Linked DNA regions of Homo sapiens: region 2 is linked to region 1. A link is an interaction called in ENCODE POLR2A ChIA-PET data of the cell type or tissue named here. Cell type or tissue: PC-9. All regions are shown on one strand. Links, peaks and the distances in the headings refer to the core of each region. The heading gives the core; the rest is flanking DNA.

Region 1 (2,914 bases), core at 170-2,669:
ATTTCCACCTGCTGGGGTTGCCCTGAACAATTCAAGCTAGTAAGACTGCAGGGTTTGGGTTTTTGTTGTTTTGTTTTTGTTGTTGTTGTCGTCGTTTTAAGAGATAAGATCTCGAGCACAGTGGTTCATGCCTGTAATCCCAGCACTTTGGAAGGCTGAAATGGGCTGATCACCTGAGGTCAGGAGTTCAAGACCAGCCCGGGCAACATGGTGAAACCCTGTCTCTACTAAAAATAGCTGTAGTCCCAGCTACTCAAGAGACCGAGGCAGGAGAATCACTTGAACCCGGAAGGCAGAGGTTGCTGTGAGCTGAGATCACGCCACTGTACTCCAGCCTGAGCAACAGAGTGAAACTCTGTCTCAAAAAAAAAAAAAAAAAAAAGAGATGAGGTCTTACTGTGTTGCCTAGGTTGGAATACAGTGGGTATTCACAGGCACAATCTTAGTGCTCTACAGCCTTGAACTCCTGTGCTCACGGTTTCCTCACACGTCAGCCTTCTGAGTAGGTGAGACTACAGGCGCACACCACTACCCCCAGCTTTGTTTTAACCACTCACTTTGCAGACTTTGGACTTCCCTTAGACTAAAAGCTGTAAAAACACAGGAAACCCATTCAGTCCTCTTCTCTTCCAGGTATCCACCTCTGTGCAGTATATTCCTCCTGTTGTTTGCTAATGCCTTCAGGTAGTTTTTGTTTGTTCTTTAATATTTTGCTCTGAGTATATCATTCTTATTTACAGAAGACTTGGTGTGATGGGAATTACTCAGCCATAATTGGAACTTCCTCCTGTGTTTTTTGACATATTCCCATCATTTTGCTGGGGTGTTGGGGGTGGCAGGGGACTTCCTTAATTTCTATCACAATAGGATATTTTAAGCTTAGCTTATACTTTCCTTGTTCCAGCCCTGAAGTCATCCATTTCTCTAAGAAGCTGTTTCTTTGTTGTGAGGAATAATATTTAGAAACCAAGATCTTGGTACCAAGCCTGCTCATTGTTACATTGTGTTATTGCTTCTAAGCCTTCAACACACAGAGGCCAAACCTCTAGCTCTATCTCTACAAATGTATATGAAGTTATGGGTTTATACTGATGCCTCTAACACCAGTTCCACCCATCTAAGGTTCCTTTGTATTCCCTAATTCATATTTAAATCTACTTTTTTCCTACAGTGAGAACTCTAGCTTCCACATTCTTTTATATGTCATTTGCTTAATTCTATAATATGCACAATATAATGTCATAATTGCTATTCCCATACCACTTCTCCTTCAGTACAGTTTTGTTGTTCATTTGTAACATGAGTTAATTTCTGTTTTCATTCAGTTTAGGGTCTCCTCCAATCTTGGGGATTTCATTTATTGAATTTATCATTTTATTTCCAAATATTCTATTTTCAGGCCAGGCATGGTGGCTCACACCTGTAATCCCAGCGATTTGGGAGGCTGGGTCAGGAAGATCACTTGAGCTCAAGATTTTGAGACCAGCCTGGGACACATAGTTCCTGTTTCTGCAAAAGAAAAAAAAAGAAAAGGAAAAAAAAGTATATATATGTTCTATTTTGAAAACTGCTGAATCTTTTGTTGTAATAGCTTTATTGAGATATAATTCATATACCATACGACTCACCCATTTAAAGCGTACAAGTCAACAATTTTTAATACTCACAGAATTGTGCAACCATAGCCACAATTAATTTTAGAACTTTCCACTCGGGCGCAGTGGCTCCTGCCTGTAATCCCAGAACTTTGGGAGGCCAACTTGGGCAGATCACCTGAGGTCAGGAGTTCAAGACCAGCCTGGCAAACATGGTGAAACTCCATCTCTACAAAAATACAAAAATTAGCCGGGCATGATGGCGGGTGCCTGTAATCCTACCTACTCGGGAGGCTGAGGCAGGAGAATTGCTTTAACCGGGGAGGTGGAGGTTGTAGTGAGCCGAGATCACGCCATTGCACTCTAGCCTGGGCGACAGAGTGGGACTCCATCTCAAAAAGAAAAAAAAAGGAAAAAAAAGAAACCTCAGCAGAGGAGGAAAAACTGTAAAAAAAAGAAAAAAAAAGAATTTTGTGCATAGAAATTGAAAATTTGGAAATGAAAATTTCAGACTAAAAATTAAAATGTCAAAGAAATCAAGTATTACAGCTCTTTTAGAATCCGTCTAGCAGGTTTTCCAGTTTTTACCAGAAAACTCTCCAAAAAAATTTTTTTTAAATAGTCCGGGCATAGTGGCTGACACTTGTAATCCCAACAGCTGGGGAGGCCAAGGCCGGAGGATTGCTTGAACCCAGGAATTTGAGACCAGCCTGGGAGATCCTGTCTCTACAAAAAATAAAAAAATAAAAAAAAAATCCTGTCTTTACAAAAAAAAAAACAACACAAAAAATTAGTCAGGTAAGGTGGCATGTACTTGTAGTCCTAGCTAATTGGGAGGCTGAGGTGGGAGGATTGCTGAGCCCAGGAGGTTGAGGCTGCAGTGAGCCATGTTCATGGCACAGCATTCCAGCCTGGGCGACAGAGTGAGACTTTGTCTCAAAAAAATAAATAAGGGCTGGGCACAGTGGCTGTAATCCCAGCACTTTGGGAGGCCAAGGAGGGCAGATCACTTGAGGTCAGGAGTTTGAGACCAGCCTGGCCAACATGGTGAAACCCCGTCCCTACTAAAAATACAAAAATTAACTGGGCATGGTGGTGTGCACCTGTAATCCCAGCTACTCAGGAGGCTGAGGCAGGAGAATTGCTTGAACCCGGGAGGCAGAGGTTGCAGTCAGCCGAGATTGTGCCACTGCACTCCAGCCCAGCCTGGGGGACAGAGCAAGACTCCATCTCAAATAAATAAATAAATAAATAGGGCCAGGTGAGGTGGTTCACGTCTGTAATCCCAGCACTTTGGGAGGCCGAGGCAGGAGGATCAC
Region 2 (2,914 bases), core at 116-2,615, 110 kb after region 1:
GTGCCTGTAATCCCAGCTACTTGGGAGGCTGAGGCAGGAGAATCACTTGAACTTGGGAGGCGGAGGTTGCAGTGAGCTGAGACTGTGCCACTGCACTCCAGCCTGGGCAACAGAGTAAGACTCTATCTCAAAAAAAAAAAAAAAAAAAAAAAGGCCAGGCGCAGTGGCTTACACCTGTAATCTCTCAGGAGGCTCAGGCAGGAGAATCACTTGAACCCGGGAAATGGAGGTTGCAGTGAGCCGAGATTGCACCACTGCACTCCAGCTCAAAAAATAAATAAATAAATAAATTATTTTCTTTTTTTATTTATTTTTTCAGCATCCACCCAACATGGTGAAAAATTCCTCTTTTCTTAATGTCACTGAACTGTAAACTTAAGATGAAAAATTGTAAATTTCATGCTATATATATTTCACCACAATAAAAAAATTCCTTGTTCTTATTGTAGTGGTCTCCATGTCTTCAGTATTTCCTTCCCCTTCTCCATCTCACCTGTATACATTCACTTTGGTAATTAGCATCTTTCTTAATTTATTGGCAGGATAACGTCATTAGCAGAATCTCAACTTCAGACCCGTCAACAAATTAAGAAACTGGAGGAGTTGCAGCAAAAAGTTTCCTACAAAGGGGACCCCATTGTACAGCACCGGCCGATGCTGGAGGAGAGAATCGTGGAGCTGTTTAGAAACTTAATGAAAAGGTAATTTAGCATCCTTGTCCCTTTCCCTCATCTAAAAAATACCTAAAGACTCACGTGGTAGAGTGAGAGGCGGGCTGACTTCTGGTCATGGCCGTGGCGCGTGAGCCCATCTTCTCTTTCCTCAGTGCCTTTGTGGTGGAGCGGCAGCCCTGCATGCCCATGCATCCTGACCGGCCCCTCGTCATCAAGACCGGCGTCCAGTTCACTACTAAAGTCAGGTAGGCCATGCCACTTCCATTTCCAGTAGAGATTTTACTGAGGGACACTGTTAGGGTGAGGGTAGAGTTGGTGGCCAGGGTCATTCTTTCCAGGTGTGGTGTCACAGGCAGTACACTGTTGCGGGGTTGAAATTTGTTGCCATACTATCTGCTTGCTCTCTGATTCTGATGTCAAAAGCAAAAGAGCAGTCATCTTTTTGAAGGTACCTGGGCATATTCCTATGATTGTAGACCTGGAGTCTCAGGCCACAGCTTCTCCTTCTGCCCAAGGGACAAAATAATGTCATCTATTTTCTGTTCTTTGAGGCTACTCTTCCCTGTGGATTTTAAGGGAAAGAGTAAGGCTTAGTGATGGGGAAGCTGAGAGGCCCCAGGGCAGGTGGGTGGTGGGCCTGTAGGGTGAGGTGTTACTTTCACACTCAAGTCAGAACAGGTGTGCTGGGGTTTTGACCTTCTGCAGCAAAATTTCCCTCCTCAGAAACTTAGTATGGTGTTCGGTTTCAGGATTAATAGAACAAAATGCCAGCTGCACAGCATGTGTTCCTGTAATATTTTTCATTATATGGCTTTGATTATCCTTTTGTGAATCTCTCACAACTTTAAGTTGTTAGTTCTTAGATGTTTTCTCAGTACCTTTGGCTTGAAGGAGTGATACTCATCTTTTGTTTTTGTTTGAGACAGGGTCTCACTCTCACCCAGGCTGGTGTGCAGTGGCATGATCTCAGCTCACTGCAACCTCCATCTCCCAGGTTCAAGTGATTCTTGTGCCTCAGCCTCCTGAGTAACTGGGAATAGAGGTGCGTGCCACCACACCCGGCTAATTTTTTTTTTTTTGAGACAGAGTCTCGCTCTTTCGGCCAGGCCAGAGTGCGTGTTGCAATCTCAACTCACTGCAACCTCCACCTCCCAGGTTCAAGCGATTCTCCTGCCTTAGCCTCCCTGAGTAGCTGGACCGGCACACTCCACCATGCCCGGCTAATTTTTGTATTTTTAGTAGAGACAGGGTTTCTCCATGTTGGCCAGGCTGGTCTCAAAACTCCTGACCTCAGTAATCCACCCACCCCGGCCTCCAAAAGTGCTGGGATTACAGATGTGAGCCACCACGCTCGGCCTTTTTTTTTTTTTTTTTTTTTTTGAGATGGAGTCTTTCTCTATCACCCAGGCTAGAGTGCTGAGGTGTGATCTCGGATCACTGCAGCCTCTGCCTCCTGGGTTCAAGTGATTCTCCTGCCTCAGCCTCCCAAGTAGCTGGGATTACAGGTACCTGCCACCATGCCCGGCTGATTTTTGTATTTTTAGTAGAGACGGGGTTTCACCATCTTGGCCAGGCTGGTCTCGAACTCCTGACCTTGTGATCCACCTGCCTTGGCCTCCCAAAGTGCTGGGATTACAGGTGTGAGTCACCGCACCCAGCCCTATTTTAATTTTTTTAAAGAGAGAGATAGGGGCCAGGCACGGTGGCTCTCGCCTGTAATCCCAGCACTTTGGGAGGCCAAGGTGGGTGGATCACCTGAGGTCGGGAGTTCGAGACCATCCTGACCAACATGGAGAAACTCTGTCTCTACTAAAAATACAAAATTAGCTGAGCGTGGTGGCGCGCGCCTGTAATCCCAGCTACTTGAGAGGCTGAGGCAGGAGAATCACTTGAACCCAGGAGGCGGAGGTTGCGGTGAACGGAGATTGCGCCATTGCACTCCAGCCTGGGTAACGAGAGAAACTGTCTCAAAAAAAAAAAAAGAGAAAGAGAGATAGGATCTCGCTCTGTCATCTAGGCTAGAGTGCAGTGGCATGATCATAGATCACTGTAGCCTTGAACTCCTGGGCACAAGTGATCCTCTTGCCTCAGCCTCCCGAGTAACTGCGACTACAGGTACATGCTACCACACCCCGCTAATTTTTAAATTTTTTATAGATGTGGGCTCTCACTTTGTTGCCCAGACTGTTATGGAACTCCTGGGCTCAAGGGATCCTCCCAGCTTGGCCTCCCACAGTGCT

What was found. Peaks named below come from ENCODE experiments on the same cell type or tissue, not always from the same donor. Only the 100,000 strongest peaks of a DNase experiment are listed, where the experiment ranks them.
Region 2: POLR2A ChIA-PET joins it to region 1 with 6 read pairs; 6 of 35 experiments call an interaction of 5 or more read pairs at or near these places.

What each region holds. Positions count from the first base shown.
Region 1 is chr17:42,439,479-42,442,392 of GRCh38, reverse strand. All of the region lies in intron 3 of LOC102725238 (a long non-coding RNA gene), which reads right to left. It also overlaps the pseudogene RNU7-97P. Among named protein-coding and RNA genes, the nearest start is that of CAVIN1, 18 kb to the right of the region's middle. In PC-9, for the core only: no CTCF peak of the experiment used is centred there; no DNase peak of the experiment used is centred there.
Region 2 is chr17:42,331,678-42,334,591 of GRCh38, reverse strand. It overlaps STAT3 (signal transducer and activator of transcription 3), which reads left to right. Exons shown (of 24, transcript NM_139276.3): 9 at 543-701; 10 at 827-919. Among named protein-coding and RNA genes, the nearest start is that of STAT5A, 45 kb to the right of the region's middle. RefSeq lists enhancers at 979-1,028, 1,049-1,108. In PC-9, for the core only: no CTCF peak of the experiment used is centred there; no DNase peak of the experiment used is centred there; H3K27ac peaks cover 114 bases.